Regions from separate parts of the Homo sapiens genome. Here region 2 is linked to region 1. Evidence: chromatin loops called from intact Hi-C (ENCODE). Cell type or tissue: thyroid gland. All regions are shown on one strand. Links, peaks and the distances in the headings refer to the core of each region. The heading gives the core; the rest is flanking DNA.

Region 1 (8,418 bases), core at 52-8,051:
GCTCACCATCACCAGAGCCTTGCCTGTAGAGGTCCTGGGAGTTTGAGTCTGGGTAAAGTTCATATTGTGAGACACGTCTTTCAGTAGTGGTGACTGTTCCGTTGGTCCCTGGTGGTCTCACTTTTTTCCTAAAATTAGAAGCAGGAATAATAGCCCATAGTGTTCCTTTAAATAACTCCGTATATCTTGGTGAAATGCACCTGTCACTGCAGTTGAGGCCAACCAGAGTCCCAGTGTGCATGCACTGTGACCGTTAATCTGGGTGTATACAGCTGGAGCTTGCTCATTGATGACTCTCATTCAACAGACCTCACCTTTTATAATGCCTTTATCCCATCAAGCCCCCATCTAGATCCTATTTTAATGCAACAACCAGTTTCTCCTACCCTGAGACTTTGGCTCCTGTATTCATTCCCGATTGCTGCTATAACTATTAACCTCAAATTTAGCAGCTTGAAACAACACAAATTCATGCTCTTACAATTCTGGAGGCTAGAATATGAATGTGGGTTTTACTGAGCCGAACTCAAGATGTTGGCAGGGCTGTGTTCCTTCTGGAGGCTCTAGAAGAGAAGCCATTATCTCACCTTCTTCAGCTTCTAGAAGCTGCCTGTTAGCCCTTGGCCTCGTCCTCCATCTTCAGAGCCAGCCATAGTGGGTAAGTCCTTTTCAAATTACATCACATGACTCTTTCTTCTTGTGCCCTCCCTTATATTTTTAAGATCCCATGTGATTACATGGGGCCCACCCAGATAATCCAGGAGAACCTCTCTATTTTAAAGTTAGCTCAGCAACCTTCATTTCATCTGCAACCTTCATTCCCCTTGGCCACTTAATCTCCCAAAGGATGTGGACATCTTTGGGAACCATTATTCTGAGTGCCACAGTTTCTCTTCTGAGAACGGTTCTTATCTCATCCCCTCAATTTGGCAGTTGCACAAATGACTTCTCAGGTAACAATTTTTCTAAGATAATGTTGGATCTTGGGACTTTCCTGCTCTCTCTCTCGTGCGCGCACGCTCTCTCTCTCTCTCTCTCACACACACACACACACACACACACACATCATCATCATCATCATCATCCGTTTCAGCTTCCCATGAGTGGACCAGAACTAGCATGTAAGCTCCATGAGGACAGCTTTGAACTATATTCTGAGTGCTTAGAACAGCACCTGGTATACAGCAAGTGCTCAATAAATATTTATCAATCAATCAATTGGAAGAATACATTTCAACCTGGAAATGGTGTGACAATATCATACGTGGGCCCCAGAGTCAGAAACGGAGTTGATTTCTTGCCTAGTTACTTAGCAGTTCTGTGTCTCTAAGTGCGTCACAGTGTTCCCATCTCTCAGGTCAGGATAAAGTCACCTGTCTAATGTGGCCGCTGTGAGGTGAGAGCATGCTTAGTGGGAGCCCCGGGGTGTGATAGCATTGTCCTTGCCCTAGTGGTTACCACTGTGGATAGGAAAAGAGACATGTAGGCAAACAAGACCCTCAAATGTTAGAGGTGCTTTGAGAAAAATGTGTTGAAAGACAAAGAAGGAAATGGCGAGTTCAAGGAGACTTCACAGACATGTGGAGACTGGAGCCTAGTTCTAAACAATGAGTAGGTGTCAGAAAGCTGGGAGAAAGCAAGAGGCATTCCAGGAAAGAGAAGGGCATGAACAAAGGCTCAGAAGCATGGAGCCACCTAACCCATTCAAGGATCAGTGGGCAGTTTTATAGGATTAGAACGAAGGGGACAATAGTTTGGGGGGTGGGGGTGACGTGACAGGTGATAAGGCTGCAGTGGTGTGGCAGGAGGGCTTGTGACTGAGCAGGTCCTATGTGCCCTGCTAAGGAGCTCCAATAGCTTAAGATGGTGGTTGACAAGCTGGGTATGCCTCAAATTAGTAGCACCAACACATGCATGGTTTTTGATTCTGTGCTCTCTCTCTCATTCACACAAACTGACATGTGCATGAGACACATACAGTGGTTTTGCAATAAATCCATACACCTGGGACATGCACATCTATCGGATGCACATACAACCTGCCTACTAGGATGACAGATGCATTTGGGGTCCACATCTTGTATACATACGCATTCACGGTCTGAGCACACACAGGAGGCATCAAGAAGCACACACATATAGGACATATATCTATGTGCCCAAAACAAATACATCTCTAACCATGTGGGCAAACATGCACACACACAGAGGGCACACACTCAAGCATGCATGTTCAATGTACACACTGACCATGCACATACGGGCACACACACCATCACAAAACACACACCAAGGGCACTAAAGGCACAGGCACATGAAGAAAGGACACCATTACTCTCCATGTGTACACACAGGATACCAATCATGCACACCTTCCCACATGCTTATTAAACATACCCACACTTACACACACACACACTGAACGTACACTCACACCATTCACATGCACAAACACACACACACATGCAGAGGGCACACACAGTGGACCATACCAAAATGCACGTGCACAAGCACACACACACACATCTTGACCATGCACACACAGACTCCTCATTTCTTTCTGGAATGTGTCTGGGTTCCAGGCAGGCCCTTGTTTGGCCTGAGGGAGGCTGTGATTATTCTCCCAGCCACAGCAGGCAGGGCAGCTCAGAGACCTGTTCTGGATTACACAGTTCATATCTACGTCCCTCCCCGTGAGTAAGGGTGGTGCAGAAAAGGAGTGCCTTAGCCGCTCCTTGCACCCGGCTTCTATCTCTCCCTACAACCCAGCCCCACTGGAGTCTTTGCAGCCTGTGACAATGGGATGTTATCCAAAACCATTGCTGCGTCTTTTGCAAGAGTTCCCCATGTGAGACTCACTGCCTATCCTTATCCCTCCCTTCCAAACTCAGCTGGCGGGAGGCCAAGCCATCTCTGGGGTAGGGGGGCAGAGCTAAGCACTTGGCAGCTCCTAGCACTGTGAGGCCCTCATCAGCCACTCTCCCAGGGGCCCTGTTTGGGTGCTGAGCCCAGCCAGCTCTGCAGCTCTGCAGGAAGGAGTCCCCTGCAACATCTGCTTGGCCTATCTGGGGCTATTCAAGCACAGCTTCCTCTTCTGCCTGTGCTTATCTAGGAATTGGGTTCCAATGAGCCAGAACCTGGTGCTTTCACCTGAAGTTTTTTTTTTTTTCTTCCTTTTTTTTTTTTTATTATATCACCTGAAGTTTTGACAAGTTATTGTTTCCTGGCAGCAGCCAAGATGGAGCTGTGACCTCCATCTGGGTTAATGAGTGGAAGACTCACCATGCGCCTACCATGTTGTCCCAGTTCATTGTCCTGCTCCAAGGCGCTAATAAACAAGGTTACGCCTCATATTGGTTGCACAGTCTCCTCCTTGGAGACCATTTCATACCCTCAGTCAGAGCAAGCCTCAACAGATGCAGACCAAGCCCCTACTCCTTGCTAGAGAAGGAGAAAAATGGCAACGTCAGTGCAGCGAGCTGTCAGAGGGATGTTAATAAAGTAACTCAGATGTTCTCCATGGCCCCCACTCCTGGGAGATTTGGTTAAAATTAGTCCAAAACCTAATTCCACAGACTTGCAAGAATCCCGAGCTGTCCCCAGAATTGCTGTGAATTCCTCCATCTATTCCTCACATGTCTCTTAGCTTTGGAGCTCTGAATGCACCTGCATGTGGCTTCAAATTCCACCCCCATCAAGCTGAACAAAAACCCATTACTTAAAAGAATTTCAAAAATAAACCGACTTGTCTGAAACACTTTGAGTTCAGTGACTTTACTGAAAGGTTTGTGATCACAGGAAGGGGTACATCACAGGGGCCTGGGGCTGGTCTTCCTGTGTCCCACCAGCTTCAGTCCTGCACTCACCTCCCATCTTCTTCTTCCTTCCCTCTCTAGAGTAACTCCTAGTTCTGTCCCCCTCTCCATGGACTTTCTCACATTCAGGTCCAGGAAGATTGGCTCCCATCACCCATTCCCAAAGAGACGTTTTTAAATATTCTCCTCTCCCAAAAGTGGGTGTCTGCCCTTAAGAAATTCTCATAACAGCTGCCAAGAAAATAAAATATTCTCTAAAACATCACATTATAAAACTGCGTGTTCACCAGAGAAGTTCCTCAGACAAAGATGAATAAACATAGAAAAGGGAACTCTGGAAATGAGAGTACTTTCAATATTAAGAAGATGCCTAGCCGGGCACGGTGGCTCACATGTGTAATCCCAGCACTTTGGGAGGCTGAGGCAGGAGGATCACTTGAGGTCAGGAGTTCGAGACCAGCTTGGCCAACATGGTGAAACTCAGTCCCTACTAAAAATACAAAAATAAGCTGGACATGGTGGTTGGCGCCCGTAATTCTAGCTACTTAGGAGGCTGAGGCAGGAGAATCACTTGAACCTGGGAGGCAGAGGTTGCAGTGAGCCGAGATTGTGCCATTGCACTCCAGCCTGAGCAACAGAGTAAGACTCTATCTCAAAAAAAAAAAAAAAAAAAAAAAAAAGACCAAGATACCTGAGATAGCTGGCTGCTAAATGCAGAATTAAATGAAGAGAGAACTCAGGAATTGGGTGTCAAGACGGACTCTTTTTTGCCCAAGCATTGGTGAGACAGATGAAGCAAGAGTCAGAAGCTCACACCCCAGATGGGCCCCCAAGAAATTTCTCTCCAGCCAGGGTCTGACATCTTTGTTCCATGTTGACAACAAAGGTCTGAGCTCCAAAATCCACCCCCGCCCCCGAGTAATTGTGGTTTCTCCAGGCCAAGAGGGGTGAAGACCGGGCAGGCACAGGTTACAGGGCTCCTCTGAAGAGTTGACTAGCGGCCATTCATAGGCAGGAGAGCTCCTTCTCAACAAAGTCTGTTTGTTTCCCCCAAGAGCCTGGAGAGTCCGTGCCAAGAGAGAATGACTCATTGGCTCCCAGGCCTTGCCTCACTCTGGGAGACACTGAGCCAGGCCCTTCTCCCCAAAGAGCAGCAGGGCAGCCTCCATCTGGCTCCAGGCCGATGTGGGTGCTACACAGTGAGCTTAAAAACTCAACATGGAGAAGGGTCCAAGTGCGAGTCTTCCAGCCTCACCCCTCATGCAGGATTCCTGTGTCCATGCGTGATGACTTTCTTCAAGGGTTCAAACATGATCAGTTTAAAAGTGAATGTGATTCCCCTCCATAACCCTGCCCATCTGGAAATCTTGAGTCATGGCCAAATTAGAATGCAAAAATGTAGAAACTAATGTTGGGTGCAAAACAGCCTTTGCAATATTTTAGAAGCTTCCAGAAAAGCTTTATCCACAAGAGAAATTTTTCTTCAGAGCAGTAAAAATCAGTTATTGACACAGGTTAACGTAACTCATCAATGAAAAACTGGATACAAATCCAACTAGTTATCCTAACAGCTTCAAACTCATAGTCTATTATATTAAGATTATACTTGCTACTGACCTCACAGGATGGTTGTAAAGAGTAAATAAGAAAATGATGACTACAGAGACAGGCCGAAGCAATGCTCTCAGTAACTTACAAATATTATCTGACTCCATCCTCATCATCTCCGTCACAGGTCTCCAGAAAGTGCAGGAATCTTTAAGCCACTTTGAGGAATCTGAACCTGGAGAACTCAAGTGGTTCAAGTTCACATAACTAATAAAAATCATATTAATGACTGGCACCGTTATCACGTCTGTTATCCCAGCACTTTGGGAGCCTGAGGCAGGCGGATCACTTGAGGTCCGGAATTCAACACCAGCCTGGCTAACATGGTGAAACCCTGTCTCTGCTAAAAATACAAAAATTAACCGGGTGCAGTGGCAGGTGCTTGTAATCCTAGCTACTCGGGAGGCTGAGACAGGAGAATCGCTTGAACCTGGGAGGTGGAGGTTGCGGTGCACCAAGGTCACGCCACTGAACTCCAGCCTGGGTGACAGAACAAGACTCAGTCTCAAAAAAAGAAAAAAATTAACGCAGCAAATAAGTAGGAAGATAAGATAGCAAAAGGTGAGCCCCACTCAGCGACTTAGAGATGCAAAAATGTTTTAGTGGCCAGTGCTTTAGAAGCACATGTATTAACTGGCAATGAGTATGCTAATTATAAAGCTAGCTTATCAGTTCAGTAAAAACTGTTTCCACAGGTCCCTCGTCATATCAGCCCCCAGACAAGGTATTTCCTAAACAGAAAAGTATAAATCTGCAGGTAATCTTGATTAGTTTTTCTTATGCTTCCTCCCAGGAAGAGAGATGTCACCTAGTCATTAAAAAAATAAATTTATTCAGCGCCTCCTTTGGGCCATGCACTCTGTTGGAACTGGGAATAAAATCAGTGATGGAAAGAGACAGAACTTACAATTCAGGACAGGGTGTATCAACCTCAGCACTGGTGACATTCTAGGTTGGATCATTCTTTGTTGGAGGACCCTGTTCTGAGCATTGAAGGGGTGTTTATCAGCATCCCTGGTCTCTAGCTACTAGATGCCAGTAGTGTACCCCAAGAGGTGACAACCAAAAATGTGTCCAGAAATTTGTCAAATGCCCCTAGGGGGCAAAATCACCCCAATTGAGAACCACTGCTGGAGAGGAGGAGAGTCACTAATCAAACACGGACAGTTGTCTGCACAGGGAACTTGGAGGACCAGCCCCAAACCCAGTTTTTTTCATAGAAGTGATCTCTAAATGGAAATACCAGCCCTAGCAGAACTAGGCAGAAGAAGTAGTTTGGAAGGTGGGAGAGATGCGTCTTGGAATCATATCAGAGGCAGAGGAAACAATGAGACCCAAGGCAAGGGGGGAAGTGTGATTCTGATTTGGGGTCTGTGTTGTTTAACATATGTATCCATGCTGTAGATAAAGACCAAAGGCAGCATTATTCAATGAGCATTTGGTGCAACACAGAGAGAAATGTATTTCAGGAGGTTCATACAAGCTAGAACCATGGGCCAAAGTTATAATGCACTAACAAGATCAAATGCAAACTTCTACACTATGTGCTCCCCCAAATCCAGCCATTAAAGAAAGGAACCCTTGGCTGAAAGTCAGAGGACTTTTAAAAGGCTTTCAGTGGAAATCAGTGGATCTCATACTCATTCATGCATGAGAAACCTCTGGAGGGCTTCTTAAAGCACAGATGGCTGGATACCAACCCCAGTGTTTGTGATTCCGGAGGTCTTGGGAGGAGCCAGAGAATTTACATTTCTAACAACTTCTCAGGTGATGTTGATGCTGCTAGTTTGGGCATCAACTTTTGAAAACCACTGGTATCAGCTTTAGTTTTCAAAGATGTTAATGGCAACAAGGTCACATAAATAGAGATAGGGTGTCTAGTCCAAGAAGGTGAGAACCTCAATACCAAGAGACCACACTGGTATGCCAGGAAGAATGCTAAGCATCACGTTTTAAGGGATCTTTGGTAAACCAAAAGATGTCCAGAGAAGAGTAAGAAAATGTGGGGCATTTGGCCTAGAAAAAAAGAAGTTATGAGAAGAATGTGGGAGCTGCCTTTAAATAGCTGAGGGACTGTACCGTGAAAAATGGATTTGATTCCATTTTTATTCTCCAAGTTTGACCATAGTAACTCAAGATAGGGACAGCCAGCGAGGGTAGGAGCGACAGGAATAAAGGTTTGAGCTCAACATGCAGTGGAATCTTGTAACAATTGCAGCTTTTATGCAGCACTATTCAATAGAAAAATAACATGAGGCATACATAACAATTGTGTAGCAGCCATATTACAAAACGTAAAAAGAAACAGGTGAAATTAATTTTAATAATATCTGTTATTTAACCTAATCCTTCCAAAATGTTGTCTCTTTGACATGTGATCGGTATTAAAATTATTAATGAGAGAGTTTACATTCATTTTCTTTTTGTAGTCAGTTCTAACCTAATGTGTGCTTTACATCTTTAGCACACCTGCATCCAGACCAGCCACCACTGTTCCTGCACTCCGTGGGCAGTGGCCACAGGTGGCTTGGAGCTCCAGTATTAGACAGCGAAGCGTTAGTGAATCAGCCAGCATGAAACAAACGATTCCTCATTCTAATCAGTTGCTCTGTTCTGTTACTGACTTTGGGATTTAATGACATTGGTATTCCCTTTATATATTCCTATTTTAAAATGAATTCTCTATAGGTTTTATGTATATTTTGAGAATTTTATAACACGTTTTAAGGTATCTAGAGAAAACCTGGGACACCCTAAATAGAGATGGTATCCGAATTCTTTGCTGTAAGTGACAGGAGGCTCTATCCAACTTGGCTTAAGAACATAACAAAATAATTCATTGGTTCTCAATTTGAAAAGTCCAGCAGCAACACTGGCTTCTGTCTTGGCTTGGCTGTATCCAGACATATCAATTGAGTTACCAGGGTCTTCTATGGCTCCAAAATTCTCTTAATTCTGTGTTTGCCTTCATTCGGTGGATCCCCCTGACATAGAA
Region 2 (8,418 bases), core at 110-8,109, 64 kb before region 1:
ATCTTAGACTTGGCATTATCCAACTTGCCCATTTTTACCAATCTGATGAGTATAAACTTATAGCTCATTGGATTTGGTTTGCTTTACCCTGATTTTGAGCTTTGTATTATTATGTGAACCATTTGGATTTTTACCTCTGTGATTTACCTGTCATATTCTTTGCCTCTGTTTATTTTTGCTTGTTTGTTTCTTTTTTTATTTTTATTTTTGAGACACAGTCTCGCTCTGTTGCCCAGCCTGGAGTGCAGTGGCGCGATCTTGGCTCACTGCAACCTCTGCCTCCCGGGTTCAAGCAGTTCTCCTGCCTCAGCCTCTTGAGCAGCTGGGACTACAGGCACACACCATCGCACCCAGCTAATTTTTGTATTTTTAGTAGAGACGGGCTTTCACCATGTTGGCCAGGCTGATCTCAAACTCCTGACCTCAGGTGGTCCGCCCACCTCGGCCTCCCAAAATGCTGGGAGTACAGGCGTGAGCCACCATGCCCAGCCCTTTTTCTTTTTATTTCTTTTTTTTTTTTTTTTTTGATAGGGTTTTGCTCTGTTGCCCGGGCTGCAGTGTGTGGTGTTATGCTAGTTCAATGTAGCCTTGAACTTCTGGGCTCAAGCGATCCTCAAACCTCAGCCTCCTCAAGTAGCTTGGACTACAGGTGCACACCACTACACCCGGCTAACCTTTTTATTTTTATTTTTGTAGAGACTGGATCTCACCATGTAGCTCAGGCTGATATTGACCTCCTGGCCTTAAGTAATCCTCCCACCTTGGCCTCCCGAAGTACTAGGATTGCAGGTATGAACTGCCATACCCAGCCCTTTGCCCCTATTTCTGATGGATTTTTTGATCCTTTTCTTGTTAACTTACAGGTTACCCTCATATATCCTATACTGGCTGTTAGTCAGTTGTAAATGTTGCAGATATTGTGTTGCAATTTTTCAATTTTTAACTTCATCTTTACAATCTTTCATTAAAAAGAAATCCTCAACTTTTGTGTCATCAAACACTTTTTTTTTTTTTTTTTTTTGCTTTATATTTGGTAATTTTAGGTCTTTAGAAAGTTTCTCCCCACCTCTAAGTTGTAAAAATACTCTTCTAAATTTTCTTTTGTTAACCATATAAGCTTTCCTCTCATACTGGATATCCTATGCATCTGGAGTCCACGTTTGTGTACTATAGAAATATAGATGTTATTGGGCCGGGCGTGGTGGCTCACACCGATAATCCCAGCACTTTAGGAGGCCGAGGCGGGCAGATCACGAGGTCAGGAGATCGAGACCATCCTGGCTAACACGATGAAACCCCATCTCTACTAAAATACAAAAAATTAGCCAGGCATGGTGGCTGGCGCCTGTAGTCCCAGCTGCTCGGGAGGCTGAGGCAGGAGAATGGTGTGAACCCAGGAGGCGGAGCTTGCAGTGAACCGAGATTGTGGCACTGCACTCCAGCCTGGGCAACAGAGCGAGACTCCGTCTCAAAAAAAAAAAGAAATATAGATGTTTTTGTTCTCCATATGGTGAGCCAATTTCTCAATACCATCTACTAAATAATCTAACCATTCCCCATGATTTTTAAGCCATGTTAAACATATTTCAAGTCCTCATTTATAAAAAGGCCTGTCTCCTAGGCCTCTGTTCTGTTCACTGGTCTCTGTTCTCAAGCCAGAAGCAGACCAATTTTACGATGATGGTTTTGTAGAAGGTTAACATTTTGTAGGATAAGCCCCTCCTCCATATTCCTCTTCTTCACAGTTGGCCTAGCTCTCTGGGGGGACTTTACTCTTCTGTATCCATTTTAGCATTAATTTTTCTGTGTTCCACAACAAAAAATTTTAAAAAATACATCCAGCTGGAGTTTTTTTTTTTTTTGCAATTTCATTGCATCGCGTTTTCTTTTCATCCTTTAAATAAAACAAGACGTTTTTCTTCAGATGTTTTTCAGGTGTAAGCTGAGTCTTGGATATGTGCTCTCATTTCACATTGTAAGTCAAGGTGAAGGGTGTAACTCCAGTGAGGGACACTGGCACTTTTCTCCTGACCAGCACTGTCCCAGGGCACCCAGGAAGCCTTAGCTTTGGTACTGGGTTGGGATAGTTCTGTTAATGCCTGATCCCTTCTTGAGTAATGACTCTGCTCAGGAAACTGTGCCTCAGGGCTCAGATTTCCCTCCATTTAAGCTTGTGGCTTCTTGGCCTGGAGCTTGTTTCCTTCCCAAAATGTTTGTTAGTGCAGTGGCTTTTTATGGCACTTTATGGAAAAATTAAGGGGTGGGGTTGATGACCGTATTCTGCAAATCAGCCCGTCTTTAACCTTCGTTTACTGGAATTTGAGTCCTCTGCATACCTTGTTAGCAGAAAAAACTTCAAATATATTTTTTTCCATCCAAGCTCACAATTGGAATGTTCTTTACCTCTTAACTCAGGCCAGGACAAATGTGGCCCAGGTTCTGAAAAACAGCCTCTTATTTAAAAGGCTTGTACAGCAGCCTTCGCATAACATTTACGACTGCAGTTATCTACACATGGATCTAGAGGGGGCCTGGCCTGTGAAAATCAGAGGACAGAGGCCACTTCATCCTGCAAATTGCTCAGGCGGGCAGTGTTGGTGAACTCAGCCCTCACTCCCCGGAGCCCCTTTCTAGCTTTAAAATCATTCCTGGGGAACTATTGGATTAGAAAGGAGCCATTCAGAAGGTGGCAGTTTCTCTGCTTCTGGAAAAGGGGGTTAGGAGACTTAAGATACAACCCAGTCTCAGATAAAGGGTGGGAAGTCAGAGATATTGGCCGTGGTACTAGCAGAGGAACAAAGGCCAAAACAAGGTCTTCCAGACATGTCATGTTTTTCTTAGAACTAGGGCCTATATTACACACAAATTTGAGATTATCTCCGACATTTATCTAAAATTAACTGTGGTTTTCAAAAGAAAAACATTTAGGGGAGGATCAGATAAGAAGGAGGCCTATTTATAATACTTGCCACGGGGAGGGAAAGGGAAGAGAAAAAGCAAGAGCAAGAGCAAGAGCGAGAGCAAGAGAGAGAGAGAACGAGACAGAGATCCTTAAAATGATACTGAACATTCTTGCGACACCATAAGCCATAACTCTGACTCTCTTTCCCTGCCTTTTATGAATAACAGAAAAGAGAACTTTTATCCTGATCCGCTGTAGTTTCTTAGAGAAAATCCTGCTCCCAAGTAGAATGCTGGATTTCCATCTCATTCTAGTTATAGTCAGAATTGGGTTACAATCATTCTGAACCACTGAGTGTGGCACAAGTCAAAATGTTTGTTCCTAGAGATTGAGATATTAGTCAGTGATGTCTGGCTCTGAAATGGTTATTTATAGATTGGAACGACCTGGAGCAGCCAGCAGAGTGACAAATGAGGAAGAGGACAGAATCTAGCTGAAGAAGCTCTGGAAGATACCATTTGAAGTCTTGAGTGCTTGAACTCACAAAGAAAGCACATGAGTACACACTAGCACTTGAGCTCTTCATTTTAAACAGAATAAAGAATGTACTGCTATTATTGTCATTTTACAGATAGGGAAATTCAGACTCACCAGGGCTACTCAGATACAAAGAAAATGAGCCAGAATTTCAAGCAAGCCTGAGCTTAGAATCTACACTATTTTTTTTTTTTTTTTTGAGACATGGTCTTACTTTGTCACCCAGGCTGGAGTTCAGTGGTATTAGGTTGGCACAAAAGTAATTGTGGTCTCTGCCACTTAAAACTAGAGCCCGAAACTGCAATTACTTTTGCACCAACCTAATGCACTTACCAGAGCTCACTTACGCCTTGACCTCCTGGGCTCAAGTGATTCTCCCACCTCAGCCTCCCAAGTGGCTGGGAATGTGGGCATGCACCACCCTGCCCGGCTAGCTTTTCTTTCTTTTTTTTTTGTGGAGACAGGATTTTGCCATGTTGTCCCGGCTGGTCTTTAACTCCTGAGCTCAAACTATCCTTCTGCCCTGGCCTCCCAAAGTTCTGGGATTACAGGCATGAGCCACTGTGCCCGGCCCAGAACCTATGCTCCTAACTGCCACACCAATTGACCTCTATTCAGCCATTTTTATTTCTATAGCACTTGGTATAATTTCACTTTGCACACAGTATCTATAGATAATCATTCCAGGGCATGTAATCGTCATAAGATTATTTATGTTATTGCATGTGTATTACTGCATGTAATCTTCATGTGTTATTGCCTCTAACAAGTTATGTATTTCCATGTAGTCTTCATAACTGTGTATAGAAGACCATTTTAGAGATGGAAAACTGAGACTCAGAAGTGGTAATTGTCCTACTGGTCAGAGATTTAGCCAGGGTTTGGATTGTGGAATGCAGAGGACCACTTACTTTTCACTAGACCATAAATGCTCCTCACCACTGAGGCATGTCAAATGCCAGATATCTCCAGGAACCTTAGGCTACGTCTCCATTGTTTTTGCTTTTTCCCCCCTTAGACACAGCTTGGCAAAGAACAAATGATCCCAAACACCAAACAGCACACTTGGAAACATTTAACCCGCATACTTTCAGACTTTCTGGCATGGACCAACCTCTTGTCTTACCTTTGTTCCTGGCCAGAAAGAAATGGCATGAAAAGATGGACAGTTTTTATAACCTCTTTGAGCTCTAAACCATGTTTCCTGTGCACTTAGGAGATCTTAATAGAAACCAAGTACTTCTTTTAGGCATCTATACTCTTAATGCCGTAAGTCAAGTCAAGTACCCAGGTGGTTAAGATAACTGTACCAACAGAAACATTTTTAAAAAATATCCTAACACAACATGAAGTGACCATCGCGAATTCAAAGAAGCAGGCATATTTCTTAAAGGTTGAAAAGAGGTGAGTCTTTCACAAGATTCTAGCTCAAGGCCATATTTGCACAAGTATAGTCATTCCTCTAGCAAGGTTTTGTTTATCTGGCCATTAAAAAAAATTAAAACAACTTTTACTTTCGGCTGTTTGAACAAGAACTGTTTTTCCAGCTGTGCAGTCTAAGGAGGATACAAGAGGCCTGGTTTGGTTATATTTTTTCCAGAATAAGAAAGTTTCCTACACAATTCTGCTTGGGCTAAACTGCATACAGAGCAGTTTATTTATACTGTTTTATCGCACACCTGTTTGGATATGGGCTATTTTCTGGTATTTAAACATACCGTTTCTTGCCAATTGCTTTATCTTCAGAGTCCTATGGTTTGGCTGCAAATGTTTGTTATTAACTCAGAAAGAAACACCAATTGCTCTATGAACATTATTAGTGAGGACTAAGATAACTTAATTGTTACTTACTTCAAACATGTTATCACTGAAGAACTTTATCCCAGAAATCCATTCAAAATAAGGTAGAGGCCATTTCACTATACTTAAAGGGAAAAAAGGAGTTAACAAAGCCTTTTTGGAATACAATCTTTAATGAAACACTGTTTTTCTAAAAAAAGCCACCTGCTTATTTTGAGCTAGTATGTTGCAATGGAAGGAAAACATTGCCATTCTAGTCAGTAATGAGCTATTTTACCCACTAAGGAAGTTCTGGGATACACAGATGGCAGCCTGAGAATTTGGGCAAAAGCCCTGACTCCACTCACATGACTTTCTCTGAATCACTTAAACTCTAGGTACTTCTCTTATTATATCAGTAAAATGTGGGTCATAATAGCTATCCAGTAATTAGATCGTTTAAATCAACCCATCAATATTAAATAGCTATGATGTGATAAAGTTTGGTCTTGGCCTTGGGGTATAGAGATGAATGAGACAAAGTCTTTATATCTAGAAATTCACATTTCATAATGCTGCACATAGTAGGCCTCTCTTCTGTGTTAGGGGAATCTGAATATTTATGTGTAGATTCATTAGTAGCTAACTATAAAGTTAAAACGGAACCTATAGAGTTGCAATCTAACTGTTTATGTGAAGGGGTTAGTTTTATCTTGCAGCTAAAAAAGCAGACTAAAATACTAACTTAACAAACTCTATTAGTAGTCTATAACTGTGTAACAAACCATCCCCAAAGTATAGTGGTTTAAAAAAATAGGCACTTACTGCTCACAGTTTCTGTAAGTCAGAGCCCTCGGGTGGTTCAGTTGGGTGCTTCTGCCTTAAGGTCTTTCCATAGGCTGCAATTTGTTTGCTGGCCAGGGCTGCGGTCTCATCTGAAGGGTTAACTAAACGGAGATCTTCCAAGCACAGTCAAATAGCTGTTGGCATTGTTCAGTCCTTTGTGGAGGCTGCTGTACTGAGCACCTTAGTTCCTGGCTGGCTGTTGACTGGAAGGCACTCCCTCAGTTTCTTGACATGTGTGCCTCTCCATAGGGCAGTACATAAAGAGGTAGCTAGTTTCCCTGAGTAAGAGGGAGTGAGCAAAAAAGAAACCACATTCTCTGTGTAACCTAATTTTAGAAGTGACATTTCATCACTTTTTCGATCATCTGTTTAGCAGAAGAGAGCCAGTAGATCCAGCCCACACTCATGGGGAGTGGATTACACAAAGACAGGACTATCACAAGGCAGTGATATCTGGGGCCATCTTAGCGGCTGCCTACCATACAAATGGAAGCTACAATAGGTAAAGACCCATCAGCAGCCTCAACCCTATCTCAGTATAATGGGGTTGGTTCCATAGAGTCTCCACTTTCTGACACAGCGGGGCAGCCCCCTCCACATCTCCATGAGAAGCTTCTGTTTCACTTGCAGGGCAAATCTTCTGGGATATAACCACAGTGACCTCCCCTGAAACCATTTCATGGGGGTTTCTTCAAAGAAGAGCCATCTCTACACCTAGCAGCTCCCATCGTATCCTGAGATGATGGCATTGGGATAACACAGGCCCAGGCCTGTGGTCCTTGGGGTCTTCTTCTTTTCCTCTCCCTTCAGCATGGATCTCTTTTATCTTTTGAAGCCTCAGTTGTAAAATAGAAAGGCTGGACAACTTTTACCTCATGGAGTTGTGAGGATTAAATAACACAAGCAGTTAACAGAAGTGCATATTGAGTATTTCAGGTTGCAGGTCCACTATACTCTAAAACTCGCCCCTGCTTTCTGGATTTTAGAATGTTACCAAAAACACAAATAATCACTGCTCGATAACATGATTATGAGACAAATAATCATAAGGCAGAAATATGAGCAGGGATTATATGGGCCAATCAGAATGGATTTTGGCTGTAACCTCAGATCAGGGGTCTGAAAGTCCACTATGGTGCCAGAGAATAAACTTTTAGTTGCTTGATTTTGGAGTAATGGGGAATGGGCAAAAGGGAATGTTCCAAAGAGGGTCCGTGTGGTCAGGGCTTGGCACTGGGGGCTCAGAGCAGTAATAAATCATCAACAATTACAAAAGTATTGTCTTCAATGTTTTAACTGGTAAGCATACAGTGAGGGACACAGTTTTACTGATTGCCATCAGCTCTGAGAATGGGCATCGTAGAAATACAGGGGGAAATGACCTGACTTGTTTGGAGGATTTGAGAAAGCCTTCTCTGACAGAGACTTTAGCATAAAACAGGAAGATAAGTAGAGGTTATAAAGGTGAAAAGAAGGGGGAAAAGCATTTTATAACATGGGAACTTCCTGTGCAAAGACCCTGAGACTAGAGAAGGCATGACATATTCCGAGATCCGTGGACAATATGGGTACACTAGAGTAGGGAGGACAAGAGACAGACTGCGGCGACTCTAAGTCACAGGAAGGATTTGGACTTTGATTTTACAGGCTCCAAAGAAAACAAGCCACTGAAGGGATGTAAGCAAAGGCATGATAGTATCAGCTTTTCATTCCAAGGGATCATTCCAGCCAAAGATCCCAGCACATAATCATTGTAAGAATTATTATAATTTTTCCCTCTTTCCCATTGCCATTGCAAACACAAAGACACAGTTAGTTAAAGAACACATGGGCTCTGCTGCCTGCCCTCTTGGGGAACACAAAGTCCCTGCACCTTTGGATTCAACCCACCAAAGTCTGGGTCCAAGTCTCCAGAATTAGTCAGGTAGCACAAATAATAGAAATCCTATCCCCAATCCCTGCTGCCCTCGTTTGAGTAATATTTTAAAGGTTCTAGCACAAATCCTAATGTTATTTAGAGAATTAAAAACTTGATTGGGCCGGGCATGGTGGCTCATGCCTGTAATCCCAGCACTTTGGGAGGCCAAGGCAGGCGAATCACGAGGTCAGGAGATCGAGACCATCCTGGCCAACATGGTGAAACCCCATCTCTACTAAAAATACAAAAATTAGCTGGGCATGTTGGCACACAGCTGTTGTTCCAGCTACTTGGGAGGCTGAGGCAGGAGAATCACTTGAACCCGGGGAGAGGCAGAGGTTGCAGTGAGCCAGGATCGCACCACTGCACTCAGGCCTGGCAACAGAGTGAGACTCTGTCAAAAAAAGAAAAAAAAAAAAACTTGATTGTGTGTAAT

Evidence for each region. A loop is a pair of places that touch in the nucleus more often than their neighbours do. Peaks named below come from ENCODE experiments on the same cell type or tissue, not always from the same donor. Only the 100,000 strongest peaks of a DNase experiment are listed, where the experiment ranks them.
Region 2: a loop joins it to region 1, with 2.4 times the contacts of the local background. A loop is called at or near these places in 2 of 110 quality-filtered maps.

The regions. Positions count from the first base shown.
Region 1 is chr16:79,648,035-79,656,452 of GRCh38, reverse strand. No RefSeq gene overlaps it. Among named protein-coding and RNA genes, the nearest start is that of MAF, 52 kb to the right of the region's middle. In thyroid gland, for the core only: no CTCF peak of the experiment used is centred there; DNase peaks (open chromatin) are centred at 2,905, 4,922 and 7,105.
Region 2 is chr16:79,711,760-79,720,177 of GRCh38, reverse strand. LOC105371356 (a long non-coding RNA gene) reads right to left here. Exons shown (of 5, transcript XR_001752268.2): 3 at 6,044-6,342; 4 at 5,291-5,363. Among named protein-coding and RNA genes, the nearest start is that of LINC01229, 55 kb to the left of the region's middle. RefSeq lists an enhancer at 6,415-6,544. In thyroid gland, for the core only: no CTCF peak of the experiment used is centred there; a DNase peak (open chromatin) is centred at 4,437; H3K27ac peaks cover 5,326 bases.